2 separate regions of the Homo sapiens genome follow, and region 2 is linked to region 1. A link is a loop called in an ENCODE intact Hi-C map of the cell type or tissue named here. Cell type or tissue: mammary epithelial cell. All regions are shown on one strand.

The links. Peaks named below come from ENCODE experiments on the same cell type or tissue, not always from the same donor. Only the 100,000 strongest peaks of a DNase experiment are listed, where the experiment ranks them.
Region 2: it touches region 1 in a loop (12-fold over the local background); 90 of 110 quality-filtered maps call a loop at or near these places.

Annotation. Positions count from the first base shown.
Region 1 is chr12:32,307,433-32,315,432 of GRCh38, reverse strand. All of the region lies in intron 4 of BICD1 (BICD cargo adaptor 1), which reads right to left. Among named protein-coding and RNA genes, the nearest start is that of FGD4, 88 kb to the left of the region's middle. In mammary epithelial cell, a CTCF peak has its summit at 3,159 (motif pointing right); no DNase peak of the experiment used is centred here; H3K27ac peaks cover 229 bases.
Region 2 is chr12:32,057,678-32,065,677 of GRCh38, reverse strand. No RefSeq gene overlaps it. Among named protein-coding and RNA genes, the nearest start is that of BICD1, 45 kb to the left of the region's middle. In mammary epithelial cell, a CTCF peak has its summit at 4,908 (motif pointing left); a DNase peak (open chromatin) is centred at 4,917.

The sequences.
Region 1 (8,000 bases):
GTCCTGAAGAAACTTCTTGAAAAAGAACTAGCAAACTTTCCTATTTCAAAAATTGCTACAAAAAAACTATAATCAAGATACTATAGTATTGGCATAAAAACAGACATATAAATTAATGGAATAGAATTGAAAGTCTAGAAATAAGCCCATATATACATCTATGACCAGTTGATTTTGGACAAGGGTACAAAGATAATTCAATAGGGGAAAGAAAGAATAGAATAGTCTTTTCAACAAATGGTGCTGGGACAACTGGATGCCCACGTGTAAAATAGTAATGTTGATCTCTTCCTCATATCATATTCAAAAATTAAGTCAAAATGGATCAAAGACCTAAATGTAAGAGATAAACTATAAAACTCTTAGAGGAAAACCTAGCCATGAATGTTCATGACCTTAGATTAGACAACAGTTTTGTATGACACCAAAAGCACAAACAACAAAAGAAAAAAATACACTAGACACATCAAGATTAAAAAGTTTTTTTAGCTGGGCATAGTGGCATGCGCCTGTAGTCCCAGCTACTCAGAAGGCTAAGGTGGGAGGATTGCTTGAGGCCAGGAGAGTCCAGGGGTTTGAGGCTGCAGTGTGCTATGATTGTGCCTATGAATAGCCACTGCACTCCAGCCTGGGCAACATAGTGAGACCCATCTCTTTTAAAAAAAAAAAAACTCCTTTGTACATCAAAGGACACCATCAAGAAAGTGAAAAGACAACCCACAGAATGGGAGAAAATATTTGCAAATCATAAATCACTTTTATGATGAGGGATTTGTATCCAAATCAGTAAAGAACACTTTCAACTCAGAAATAAAAAGACAACCCAGTCAAAAAATAATCTGAATACACATTTTTCCACAGAAGATATAAAAGAGCAGATAAGCACATGAAAAGATGCTCAACATCATAGCCATCAAGGAAATACAAGTCAAGATGATAATGAAATACCACTTCACATCCACCAGGATGGCTATGATTGAAAAGGCACATAATAACAAGTGTTAGTGAGAATGTGGAGAAATCGGAACACTCATACACTGCTGGTGGGGATAAAAAAATGGTACACTCGATTTGTTTTCAAAACTAGCAGTTCCTCAGAAGGTAAAACATAGAATTACCATATGACCCAGCATTTCCACCTCTAGTATTAACTCCCCCGGGAATTAAAACATACGTGCACACGAAAACTTGTACACAAATGTTCATAGCAGCTTTATTGATAATAGCTAAAAAAACAAACAACTAAAGTGTCCATCAACTGATGAATGGTTACATGAAATGTGGTATCTGCATACCATGGAGTATTATTTGACAACAGAAAGAAATGAAAATGAAGTGCTGATATATTACAGCATGGACGAACCTTTAAAATGTTATGCTAAGTGAAAGAAGCCAGTCACAAAAGACCACACATTGTATGATTCCATTTATTTTTATTTTATTTATTTATTGATAGGGTCACGCTCTTTCACCTAGGCTGGAGTGCAGTGGCATGGTCATGGCTCACTGCAGCCTTGACCTCCTCCCAGACTCAAGCAATCCTCCCACCTCAGCGACCCTAGTAGCTGGGACTATAGGCACGCACCACCGTGCCCAGCTAATTTTTTCTGGGTATTTTTGGTAGAGATGGGGTTTTGCCATGTGGCCCAGGCTGGTCTCAAACCCCTGGCCTCAAGCTATCCTCCTGCCTCAGCCTTCCGAAGTGCTGGGATTACAGGTATGAGCCACTGCGCCCAGCTAGTTTGTAATCTCTAACTATAAAATCTGTAATAGTTTAGCCATTTGTCAGCTTTGTACTAGGAAATAATTATACTTGTCACTTTAAGTTTCAGAACCCAAGAACTAACCAATCTTGTTTTCATTAATGTCATCCTATAAATATTCTGTGAGTGTTTAAGCAGAGATAATATTTCACTTGTTCGACTGTCTCTGTGTAGCAACTCCACTTACTAGATTTTTGACCTTGAACTAATGACATAACACAGTCATGCCTCAGTTTCCCTATCTATAATATGAAGATAATAATACTCTCTACCCCATACAGTTGTTATAAGCAGCAACCAATTAAGCAAATATATAAAAATTGCTTTGAACTCTTATGGGACATATAGCAAATTACCATCACCACTTAACATCAATCATTATAGAAAAAACTAAAATTGCCTTTAATAGAGTGGATCAAAACATAATATGAATATATTTCTTCCACATCCATGAGGATGCAACAGAATATATTAATTTTAGTTTTACAGAAACATTACTGTTTTCTCATACTACATGTGAAATTATATACCCAGCATAATACTGAAAAAAAAAATCCAAAGAGTTTTCCCCTGCTTAGTTTGACTCTATGCAGATGTAAAGTTAGAGGCTATTTATCAAAGACAGAAATTTCAGCACAAGCATACAGGACACCTTTAAATTGATTAAGTAATTTAGTTAGTATTTCCAGACAGAATCTACTTATTTTCATTCTAATAAAACTAATTAAGGTATTTGACTGCCACTGGAAAATGTCAATTACAACCTATTTGAAATAATGAGGTCTTGAGGGCACCAAAAAACCAAAATAATTTATCCGATAATACTCTGAAAAACTTCTCTCATGAATAAAGGATGACACTCATTGAACTATTCACTATCAAGGACTATTGTCAAGTTTATAGAGACTGAGGTGAATCAAAATGTTTTCTTACTGTATTTTTTGTGTATATGTTTCTGTATTATGTGAAACTTAGCATGATTAGCTAAGTTTAAAATATTCCTGTATTTTATTCCATAACCTAGGAAGGCATACAATTCAGTAAAATATTCACTCTAATTTATTCTGAGAAAAAGCTCTCCCTAATTTAGATACAGGCTTACCACCACTTGCCTTTCCCATACTTTTTATAATTTATGTATTGACCGTTTATACACAGGGATAGTGGGGACCTTCTTGGCATCTCGAAACCTGATGGCAGTTTCCAGGACAATAATAATTTATAAAATGTTATGACTTATACACAGTTTCATATTTACCATCCCATTTGGTCCTCACAATTCTACAGAGGAGGCATGGCATTATCACCAGGGCTTCAATGCAGAAGTCTGCAGGTTGTATGCAAACAACTCCAGGAGGTGCTATTTAAATTGTAGTAGCTATAAATGTTTATACTTGTTATTACCATTTCCCAGCAGATGGCAGTATGATGGCTTCAAGAAGGAGACCTGATTTTTGTTTTGTTTTGTTTTTTCCATAGTTCCAACAAAGGCATGGCAGAGACAAATGGTGGGGCTAATTTATTACCTTCCCCTTTTGAATGAGCCTCAGAGAAGCAAAACAATTCACTCAACATTCCTGATAATTAAGGCAGAGGTGAGGACTAAGATCTGATTTTTTTTTATCTTGCCCAAATTCCTATCTAAGGGGTCTGGGGAGTTCATGCCCTACAAACCATAAATTCTCATCGGATGCGTTTTATTTAACCCTGTATATCAAGAGTTACTTTCCAATCTGATACTGGCAAAGAAAGAAAACCAAAATATATTTCCTTGCCATACCTTGAAATTGCCCTGCAAAGTCTCTTGTGGGAAAAATCCACATTCTGTAGAGAATCCCCTTTCCCCGCTTTGTTTTCCTTCCTTCCTTTCCAGATCCAGGAGATAATCAGCTAAGAGCCAGGCACCCTTCTAAGTGCAATAAGAAACATTTTACAACCTGCTCTCTCTGAAGTCAGCTATCTGAGAGCTTCCTCTGCACAATAAAACTTGGTCTCCACAATCCTTTATCTTAACCTGAACATTTTCTTTCCATTGATCCCACGCCTTCAGACAAACTCAACCAATTGTCAACCAGAAAATGTTTAAATTTACCTATAGCCTGGAAGCCCCCGCTGTGAGCTGTCCCACCTTTCTGAACCAAACCAATGTATTTCTTTCTTTTTTCTTTTTTTTGAGACAGAGTCTTGATCTGTCGCAGGCTGGAGTGCAGTGGCGCGATCTCGGCTCACTGCAACCTCCGCCTCCTGGGTTCAAGTGATTCTCCTGCCTCAGCCTCCCAAGTAGCTGGGACTACAGGCATGCATCACCATGCCCAGCTAATTTTTGTATTTTTTTTAGTAGAGATGGGGTTTCACCATGTTGGCCAGGATGGTCTCAATCTCTTGACTTCATGATCCACCCACCTTGGCCTCCCAAAGTGTTGGGATTACAGGCGTGAGCCACCGCACCCGGCCCAATGTATTTCTTAAATGTATTTAATTGATGTCTCATGCCTCCCTAAAATATATAAAACCAAGCTGTACCCCGACCACCTTGGGCATATGTTCTCAGGACCTCCTGAGGGCTATGTCACAGGCCATGGTCACTCATACTTGGCTCAGAATAAATCTCTTAAAATATTTTACAGAGTTTGACTTGCTTCGTCGACAGAGGCATTTTTTTTTCCTGGAACCAGGTTAAATAAATACCTATGGATGGGAAAACATAAATCATGGGCATACATTGAGCCTTGTAGGAGAAGAAAAGGCCGAAAGGGTATATGGACTAGGTATACTGTTTTCAAAGGAGTTCTTTAAAAACAAATTAATGTATTTATTTTAACTGACAAAAATTGTACATATTTATCATGTACAACATGATGTTTTGAAATATGTAGGCAAAGTGGAAATTGAGCTAATTATGACATGCATGACCTGACATACTTATCATGTTTGTGGTGATGTAACTGAGCCTATATTATCAAAATCATTAAACGTTTGTTTTTTACTTATTTTCCTTTCTCTTTGTCCTTTTCTTCCTCCATGCATGACTGCTTGCACGTAGTCATTCGGTAGACGGTAGTCACTAATAATTGATTAACTTTGCATCCTAACCCTGGCAGCCAGTAAGATTAATGAACTTGTTTTCCTTTCAAAGAACAATGATCCTTAGGTCATGCAGACCTCCTTGATGGCATCCAGAAGTCTGATTGAGCTGCGGGACACAAACAACTTTGATCATTGGGGGATTTCATTCTCCTGCACAGCTGCCTTACTCACAAAAACCCCCAGTTACGTTCAAAGGCAGGTAGGATTTGACCGATTGCCTCTCCCACAATGTCATTTTTGGAAAAATGAATACACCTTTCTCTGCTGCTAAGCACTGATGTGTCAGTATTTGGCTTACTGCCCATCCAACACGTGGACCTACATTTAGGGGTTCTACAACACTGAGAACACTTAAAATCTACTCTTTTATTTTCAATACAATACATTGTTATTAACTACAGTCACTGTGTTGTACTATAGATCTCTTGAACTTACTCCATCAAAGGGGTACTTGATCAGAAGGAAGAAAACCTGAACTGCTGCATATCACCTGGTTCAGGGAGTTACAGCCTTGCCTGTGCCCCTCTACACTGTCATGAGCTGTTAGCTAAGCACAGCTGTTGGATTAGAGGCACAAGGCGGCCTCTCCCATGCAGTGTTTTGGATCCAGGCCAGGAGAAATCCTAAGAGATAAAGGAACTATGAAAATACAAACTGTCAGGGATAGCATTAGGAGATATACCTAATGTAAATAACGAGTTAATGGGTGCAGCACACCAACATGGCACATGTATACATATGTAACAAACCTGCACATTGTGCACATGTACCCTAGAACTTAAAGTATAATAATAATAAAAAAAAATGAAAATACAAACTGTCACGTTCCAAGTATGTTGACACTGTAAGCTGAGGTGCGCAAAACTGACAGCCGCCCAACAGGACAGTGCTATTCCTACAACGCCTGCAACTGCAAAATCCAAAAAGCTCGAAATCAAGTTTTATCATAATTCACTTGATTATGATAAAACTCACTTGGCAGTATTCAGACAGTCCTAAACTCCCAGGGCAGCCAAACTGCACCTGACTGGTGTAAGGCCTTTAATGGTCCTCATCTTATTCTTAGTGTGAATACTCATGTTTCACTGCAGAAATGTTAATATTATTTGATCACCGGATGCTGCATCTGATCCCAGTGGAGATATCACAATCTATGTGGTATATGCTGCATATTACCTTTCTACAATCTGAAACCTGAATTTTTAAAACACACCTGGTCCCAAGCATTCCAGATAGCTATACTTAAAGTACATTTGATTGGTTCCTCTTCATAATTTCCAGAACAATGGTACTGACACATATATGCTTCAGGTGCACAGTACTCTCATTGATCAGACTTGCCATATTATTTTTAATCCTTATTAACATCAAAGCCAATTACAATAAATTCTAGGCAATGTATCCTGTAATGTTTTTGTAATGTGTTTATTTACATAAATTTAACCCAAAAAGATGTGTGGCTAAGGAAAAAACTGTATTGCAAAAAAATAGTTCATGAGAAGGTATACTTCTCATGAATATACTTGTTTGAATAAAATATATTCTTAGGAAAAGCTGACATGCTTTTTAAAAACGCTGATTACAAGAAGATAAATGGATATTCTACCTAAAAAAAAATTTACAGTTAGTGTTGTTAGTATGAGATTGGAAGCTGCAAAGCCCTTCCTGTGTTGAACCTGGTTTTCACAACTAAATCTGGAGCAAACTTTGGGATATAAGGACCTACCTGCGCCCCTCTACATCTTTGCAAACTGTCAACATCAGTTAAGGGTTGAAGAAAGATTTGAAGGGACACAGCTTTCTCAATAGACTGATGGAGGGTTTATCCAGCAAAGTTTTTCTCACCCTAACATTTTGCTAAATGAATATCCTTTTTCAGACCTTCTTGCACCATGAGACTTAACTGTTATTTTTCTATATTCCTACCAGTATCCACATCAGTCCCTTTTGGGGTGATTGGCCTTGAGCTAATAGCCCAAAAATAATAGTTAATAATAATTATCTAAATTATTATAAAGTGAGTGCCTAATAAATTAAAGGACCAATGGAGTTGAAATAATGATAACAGTTCATAATTAATGAGCATTTACTGTGCACTAGTCCCTGTTCTCAGCACTCTGCATATAACTCATAAACCTTCATGACACTCTAACGAGGAAGGTATTATGTATCCCATTCCATGGGAAAGTAAAGTGCTGTCCTCTAAGAATGACTGTCAACTAGTGGCTGACTCTCAGAGCATTTGAAATACATGGGGAGTTTCTGGTCATCACTTCAACTGAGGAAATGTAACCAGCATCTCATGAGTTGGGATCAGAGACGCTAAACCTTCTCAAGGAAGAAAACATTCTCTGGCAATGAGGAACCGCCTAAACCAAACGAAAACGACAGTCTATTGAGAACTCAGGAGAGCCAGTCTCCAGCTGAGTACTTACTTGTTTTCCACCATTCTTTTAATTGAACTTTTCATCTTTTTTAGACTTTTGTATTACCCAATTCAGATCACATTTAGAATTAAATCTGAGCACAGCTCTGAGCTTTCAGCCAATAGATGACCTGCTTGAAAATTGTTGTGCTGTTTCATGCATAGAAGCCTCTTTTCCTATTATCTTCTGCACTGCCACCAAAACAAAAGGAATAAACAAAAAGCCTGAACCCACTAACTTTTTATCTCAAAGCCACCAATATGAGAGTTAAACAAAACTCATAAAACTTCTATTTAATGGTATTCAATCTGGGGGGCACAAATTCTTATGAATACATCTGTCATGTAAAACTTTTTCACAAGGAAATATGTTTTCTGTTTCAATCAATCTAGTCATATTAGTGTAAACTGAGCAAAAAGACATAGAAAATAAACCTGTTAACAAATCAACATCATTGGCTCTCTGTTCTCTTACTTATTTCTGCTAATTTCACTTTTCCAGTCATCATTTCCGTGGAGGCAGATGACTGCCAGAGGCTTAACAGCCTCTAATTATCAGCTATACATGAAGAACCTTGGAGAGATAAGATTGAGATTGAAGATTAAGCCTCAAATTTAATCACTTAACAAGCTTGTTATACCAGATTTCTAGTTCAGTTTCTAGTTCAGTAGATCTACACGGAGCTCCACAATTTGTATAAATAAGCCCCCAGGTGATGGTAATG
Region 2 (8,000 bases), 250 kb after region 1:
AAATAAAGAAAGAAGGGCAAAACAAACAAACAAACAAACAAAAACTCACAAATAAAGTCAATAGGTTCCAGAAACATACAATCTGTATTGAAATCCCAGTCTTACTTCTTCAAACTTTATAAACCTTCATTTCCTGGTCTGTAAATCAAGTTCTGTAACTTAGGTTTCTGCCTCATACTGTTGCTAGGATCAGAACAGTGTTTGATACTGACTGGCCCGTGCTTAGAGTGCCCTCAGTGCTCACCAAGTTATTTTCACTTGGCACAGTGGAGCCGGCATCTCCACTCACTCTTTCCTGCTGTCTACCGTTGACTCCGTTCTCAGAGACTTTTCTGGGGCAGGATGATCTCCATTTGAGGGATGCCTAGGGACAGAGTACACAGGAGGTAGGACCATTGGAGAAACTCCCGGCTGAATATAGTAGGAAAGAATGCTCAGCAAGAGGCTGGTAATGGCTCCAAGGACATCTTGGCTCTTCCACATGAGAGTTTCTGTTCTCCCAGCTTCCATGTGCAAGCCACAGTAGTCAACTCCAGCTGATCTAAGATGAAAAAAAAAGTTAACTCAACAGATACTGGGTTTCTCAGAGAATTGTTTGGAAGCCTAGAGAACCACGCTCTCTAGCCAGCAGGTGCCAGAGAGGAAGTTTATTATCCCTATTTCTTCTGTCACTGGCTCCAAAGTCAAAAGAAAGACAAGAACGTTGCCAGACCTGGGTCACATGGCTGAGGCAACACAGGCTGGAAAAATCTAGTTTCTGGCAATCTCTGCCTACAACTAAGACTTTTTTTTTTTTTTTCTCAGACAGGGTCTCGCTCTGTGGCCCAGGCTAGAGTGCAGTGGTACAATCTTCACTCATTGCAGCCTCCACCACCCAGGCTCAGGTGATCCTCCCACCTCAGCCTCCTAAGTAGCTGGGTCTACAGGCACATGTCACCATGCCTGGCTAATTTTTGTATTTTTTGTAGAAATGGTTTTTTGCCATGTTGTCCAGGCTGGTCTCAAACTCCTGGGCTCAAGGTATCCACCCACTTCAGCATCCCAAAAGTTCTGGGATTACAGGCAAGAGCCACTTCCTTCCTCCTCCTTCTCTTCCTCCTTCTTCCCTCTCCTTCTTCTTCTCCTTCTCCTTCTACTCTTTCTCCTTTGTCTTCTTCCTTTTTTTGTTTGTAGAGACAGGGTTTCACTATGTTGCCCAGACTAGTCTTGAATTGCTGGGCTCAAGTGATTCTCTCACCTTGGTCTCCCAAGTGCTGGGATTACAGGTGTGAGCCACTGTGCCCAGCCTTTTATGTGAGATATCAAATGTAATTGTTTCGGTCATTTTTAATTTGGATTTTCTGTTACCGGCAACCAGAAGCATCCTAATCAATTTACTGAAGCTTAGTAAAATTGAGTAATTTGCAAGTACAAAGATTTGCATCTAGTACATCACACTACCTACCATTTCTTTCTTATATACAGAAAAGAAGCATTAACTCTTAGTGAAGAATGGTTAAAAATATAAGCTGTTACCTAGCCAGTGGAAGGTTCAAATTCCTAAGAAATGAATGCGCTCTATTAAGACAGGGTCTCACTCTGTTGCCCAGACTGGAGTGCAATAGTGTTATCATAGTTCACTGCAGCTAACCCTGGGGCTCAAGACATCCTCCTGCCTTAGCCTCCTGTGTAGCTGGGACCATAAGTGCACGCCACCACGCCTGTTTTGTGTGTGTGTGTGTGTGTGTGTGTGTGTGTTTTTGGTAGAGACAGAGTCTCACTATGTTGCCCAAGCTGGTCTCAAACTCCTGGGCTCAAGGGATACTCTTGCCTCGGCCTACCAAAGTGCTAGGATTACAGGTGTAAGCCCCTGCACCCAGCCAATGTGCAATTTTTTATTGGATTTTGAAGCAAAAAATAAAAAAAAGAAAAGCTATAAAGCAAATTGTTGGAACTAATGAGGAAATTAGAATGCAGACAATGTATTAGAAAATAGAATACCTTGTACAGTTATAAATTCTCTGTGTGAGATCAGTTTATTTGGCTATGTAGGATAATGCCCTTGCACTTAGCATCTAAAGTGAAATATTTTTATTTTAAAAGGCTAGAAAAAGGCTTTACAGCCACAAGGTTTTCTGACAGAAATGCTCTAAGAAGGGGAGGAGGGAAAGATTTCCTTCCTTCTTGGCAAATGGGAAACTCATTTTTGAAATCTACCCTTACAATAGATAAACGGATGGTGGAGGTGGGGGCGTGGAATTAAAGTAAACATGGCAAAAATTCAGTGATTGAATCTAGGAAAAATGGCATAAAGGTGTTCACTGCAGTATTCTTTCAATTATTCTAAAGGCTTGAATTTTTTTTCAAGATAAAAAATTGAGAAACAAAATACAGCATTCAAATACTTCAAAACATGAGTCTTACATAAATATCAGATAAACTGTCAAACGTGAATGTAGCTTAAAGGTTTATTTAACTCATCAATGAGGGGGACCAGCTGGATGGAAAAATTGGTTCTAAGGAGAATTTGAGGAACCACATATGTATCACCACTGGGGGAAAAACAGAACACCAGCATGTTTGCTAAATCAGATATAAGACTGGTTAAATTTAGCTTAAAATGAAAATGAAAACTGGGTGCAGTGGCTCACGCCTGTAATCCTAGCATTTTGTGGGGCCAAGGAGGGCAGATGCTGCAGCCCAGGAGTTCAAGACCTGCCTTGGCAACATGGTAAAACCACATCTCTACAAAAAATAACAAAAATTAGCCAAGCATGGTGGTGAGTGCCTGTAGTCCCAGCTACTCACTCAGGAGGCTGAGGTGGGAGAACTGCTTGAACCCAGGAGGTGGATGGAGGTTGCAGTGACCAGAAATCTCACCACTACACTCCTGCCTGTTTGACAGAGTGAGACCCTGCCAAAAAAAAAAAAAAAGAAAGGAAGAAAGAAAGAAAGAAAAAGAGAAAAGAAGAAGGAAGGAAAGGAAAGGAGAAAACTGTTACCTTTGGAGTTCCAATTGGACAGAAATCATTTACATCTTTAAAAAATATCATTACAAACTATCGGCTGGGCGAGGTGGCTGCTGCCTGTAATCCCAGCACTTTGGGAGGCAGAGGTGGGTGGATCACCTGACGTCAGGAATTTGAGACCAGCCTGACCAACATGTTGAAATCCCACCTCTACTAAAAGTACAAAAATTAGCCAGGCATGGTGGCAGGCACCTGTAATCCCAGCTATTCGGGAGGCTGAGGCAGGAGAATCACTTGAACCCGGTGGGTGGAGGTTGCAGTGAGCCGAGATCACACCACTGCACTCCAGTCTGGGCAACAGAGTGAGACTCTGTCTCACACACACACAAAAAACTATCAATCTGTTTAACATTTAACTTCATAGAGTCTGGGTCCTAATTGATTTGAGAGCAAAGACTCTCAAAGTGGTGCCCCGTGGTCCTTGGTGGGGAGGGCCCTATGCTTTCAAGAGGCCTCCAAGGTCAAATTAGTTTTATAATAATTATTATATTTAGCTTTTTAACTTCCATTCTCTCATGAGTGTAAAGTGGAATTTTCTAGAACCTACATAATATCACAACATATTGAATACAGAACTGATTAGATAATCTGTCTTCTAGTAGGTCAGATATTAACGAGATTTGCAAAAATGTAAAACAAGGGCATTCTACTCATATGTTTTATTTTTGGAAAATATAGTTATTTTTAAAATATATATTATTGGCCAGGCTCCGTGGCTCACACTTGTAATCCCAGCACTTTGGGAGGCTGAGGCGGGTGGATCACCTGAGATCAGGAATTCAAGACCAGCCTGGCCAACATGCTGAAACCCTGTCTCTACTAAAAATACAAAAATTAGCCAGATGTGGTGGCAGGCGCCTGTAATCCCAGCTACACAGGAGGCTGAGGCAAGAGAATCGCTTGAACCTGGGAGGAGGAGGTTGCAGTGAGCCAAGACGGCACCACTGCACTCCAGCCTGGGCGACAAGAGCAAGACTCCATCTCAATAAATAAATATATGTATATGTATATATATATATATGTATGTGTATATATATATATATATATATATATATATATATATATATATATATATATATATAGTTGAAGATTAACCGGAAGCAGTGGCTCACACCTGTAATCTCAGTATTTTGGGAGGCCAAGGCAGGCAGATCACTTGAGGCCAGGAGCTTGAGACCAGTCTGGGCAACATGGTGAAACCTTGTCTCTACAAAAAATACAAAAATTAGCCCAGTGTGTAATCCCAGCTACTTGGGAGGCTGAGGCAAGAGAATTGCTTGAACTTGGGAGGCAGAGGTTGCAGCGAGCCGAGATCACGCAACTGCACTCCAGCCTAGGTGACATATTTTTCTGTCTCAAAAATAATAATAAATAATAAATAAAAAATCTACTCTCCTGTTCATGGACATTTAGATTGCCCCCACTTTTTCTACAGTACAAACCATGACATCATAATTGTGTAGGAATACATAAAATATACAGCCATGTATATACATATATATACACACATACTGATATATATAGACATAGATAGATGATAGATGATAGATAGATAGATGATAGATAGATAGATAGATAGATAGATGATAGATAGATAGAAATATTGCATTATTTTTGTAGGGAAGAGTTTTTGACTCCAGTTTTCTATCCCAAATTGATTAGAAGATTTAAAATACACAAAAAAGGTGTCAGCGATTCGTGTTTGTAAAATCTCCAGCATTCCAGCCTTCCCGAAGGGGCTGGTGAGAGGAAAATAATGTCTTTGCCCCTACCACTTATCCCCAACCCCAGGCAGCCCAGACCACAGAATAATGCTGCCCTACCCCGCCCCAAGAAGCAAGGCAGGTTTAGTCCACAGCAGAGCTTTTTGGTTCAGTGACTCTCTACAGTGCTAGTACTGCCCTCTAGAGGGCAATTTGGAAATTTTTTGAAGTCTGTACCAACGATTTAGAGGGCTGGCGGGATTTGCATGTTTGCATGGGCCCGGCTGAGGCCAGCGACAGTAAACAATGTGTAGAACAGCCTCCAAAAGCAAAATTGTTCCCCAGCCCAGATAAACTTTTAGTGTCCCTCCACCCATTTATGAAGGTTAAAAACCTGTTTATAATTATCTGAGCTTAAACCTAACTTTTACTTCTTTTTTTTTTTTTTTTTTTTTTTTTTTGAGACGGAGTCTTGCTCTGTTGCCCAGGCAGGAGTGTAATGGCGCGATCTCGGCTCACTGCAACCTCCACCTCCCGGGTTCAAGCAATTCTCTGCCTCAGCTTCCCGAGGAGCTGGGACTACAGGCACCCGCCACCATGTCCGGCTAATTTTTATATTTTTAGTAGAGACGGGGTTTCACCATCTTGGCCAGGCTGGTCTTGAACTCCTGACCTCATGATCCACCCGCCTCGGCCTCCCAAAGTGCTGGGATTACAGGCATGAGCCACCGCGCCCGGCCTAACTTTTACATGTTAACAAAATATTTTTGCATAGTTTTACTAGACACTGAATTTTCCAGGAATTCAATCACTGTAGATTTGCAAATCTAGGAAATACTGTACTTTTCTTGGCTCAGGATTTTATTTACTCACCATTTTGGAAAATCATGTCTCTGAAGGAAAGCCTAATTTTGGTATTTTAGTCAGTGATACACCATAACTGTTTCTATATCCATCCCTTTTTCAGTATTTAACGGTGTTGACTAAAAGAGTCAAACTCTGTAAAACATTTTTTTTTTTTGAGAGGAGTCTTGCTCTGTCGCCCAGGCTGGAGTGCAGTGGCACGATCTCGGCTCACTGCAAACTCCGCCTCCCGGGTTCACGCCATTCTCCTGACTCAGCCTCCCGAGTAGCTGGGACTACAGGCGCCCACCACCGCACCCGGCTAATTTTTTGTATTTTTAGTAGAGACAGGGTTTTACCATGTTAGCCAGGATGGTCGCGATCTCCTGACCTCGTGATCCACCCGCCTCAGCCTCCCAAAGTGCTGGGATTACAGGCGTGAGCCACCATGCCTGGCCGGTAAAACATTTTAAGAGATTTATTCTGAGCCAAATACGAGTGACTATGGCCGGTGACGCAGCCTTCAGGAGGTCCTGAGAACATGTGCCCAAGGTGGTTGGGGCACAGCTTGGGTTTATACATTTTAGGGAGACATGAGACATCAATCAAATACATTTAAGAAATAACATTGGTTTGGTTCCAAAAGGCAGGACAAAAAGCGCGGGGGGGCTTCATAGGTAAATTTAAACATTTTCTGGTTGACAATTGGTTGAGTTTATCTGAAGGCCTGGGATCAATAGAAAGGAAATGTTCAGGTTAAGATAAAGGATTGTGGGTACCAAGTTTTATTGTGCAGAGGAAGATCTCAGATAGCAGACTTCAGAGAGAGCAGGTTGCAAAATGTTTCTTATCGGAACTAAAAGGGTGCTTGGCTCTTAGTTGATTATCTCCTGGATCTGGAAAGGAAGGAAGGACAAAAAAGGGGAAAAGGGGATTCTCTACGGAATGTGGATTTTTCCCACAAGAGATGGCTCTGCAGGGCCATTTCAAGATATGACAGAGAAACATGTTTTGAGGTAAAATATTTTTATTTTCTTCCTTGCCATGGCCAGAGTCAGATTGGAAAGTAAGTCTCAATATACAGGATTAAATAAAACCCATCTGATGAGAACTGATGATTTGTGGGGCATGACTCCCCAGACTCCTTACATAAGAATTTGGGGAAAAAAAAAAAATCAGAGCTTCGTCCTCAACATAGAGGCCCAAGCATCTCACTATTCATTATGCCTTCTGATGTTATCATATCCAAGTAATGCGACTGTTAACTACAGTCATCTCTCAGCATCAAACAGGGTGTTCCAGGGCCCCTAAGGATACCAAAAACTTGTAAATGCTCAAGTTCCTTATATAAAATGGTACAGTATTTGTATATGACTTACACACATCTTCCTCTGTCCTTTAAATCAAGCTTCTCCGGCCGGGCACGGTGGCTCACGCCTGTAATCCCAGCACTTTGGGAGGCCGAGGCGGTCGTATCACAAGGTCAGGAGATCGAGACCACGGTGAAACTCCGTCTCTACTAAAAATACAAAAAAAAATTAGCTGAGCGTGGTGGCAGGCGCCTGTAGTCCCAGCTACTGGGGAGGCTGAGGGAGGAGAATGGCGTGAACCCGGGAGGAGGAGCTTGCAGTGAGCCGAGATGGCGCCACTGCACTCCAGCCTGGGCGACAGAGCGAGACTCCGTCTCAAAAAAATAAATAAATACAAAGTAAAAAATAAAAAAAAATCAAGCTTGTTCAACCCGCGGCCCAAGACAGCTTTGAATGTGGCCCAACACAAATTCGTAAACTGTCTTAAAACATTATGAATTTTTTGCTATATATATGTATATTTAGCTTATCAGCTATCGTTAGTGTTAGTATATTTTATGTGTGACCCAAGACAATTATTTTTCTTCCAATGGGGCCCAGGGAAGCCGAAAGATTGGACACTCCTGCTTTAAATCATCTCTAGATTACTGATAACACCTAATTCAATGAAAATGCTATGTAAATAGTTGTTATGCTGTATTGTTTATTTGTATCATTTTTATTGTTCTATTGTTTTTTCAAATATTTTTCATCCACAGTTGATTGAATCCACATGGTGTGCCGACTGTATATATTATTTTTAATATAAATTATTTTACTTTTACCACTCCTGTGTGCTTCGACTGAAGCATTTTGTTGATTTTTGTATATTGTGTGTATAAGTAGTTGTATAGTGAAAAGTGTCTTACAACATATTTATTACTGAAACAAGGCACAATAAAAAGACAAGGTTTTGGCCAGGCATGGTGGCTCACGCCTGTAATCCCAACACTTTGGGAGGCCAAGGTGGGCAGATTGCCTGAGGTCAGGAATTTGAGACCAGCCTGGCCAACATGGTGAAACCCCGTCTCTACTAAAAACACAAAAATTAGCTGGGTGTGGTGGTGCACACCTGTAATCCCAGCTACTCAGTAGGC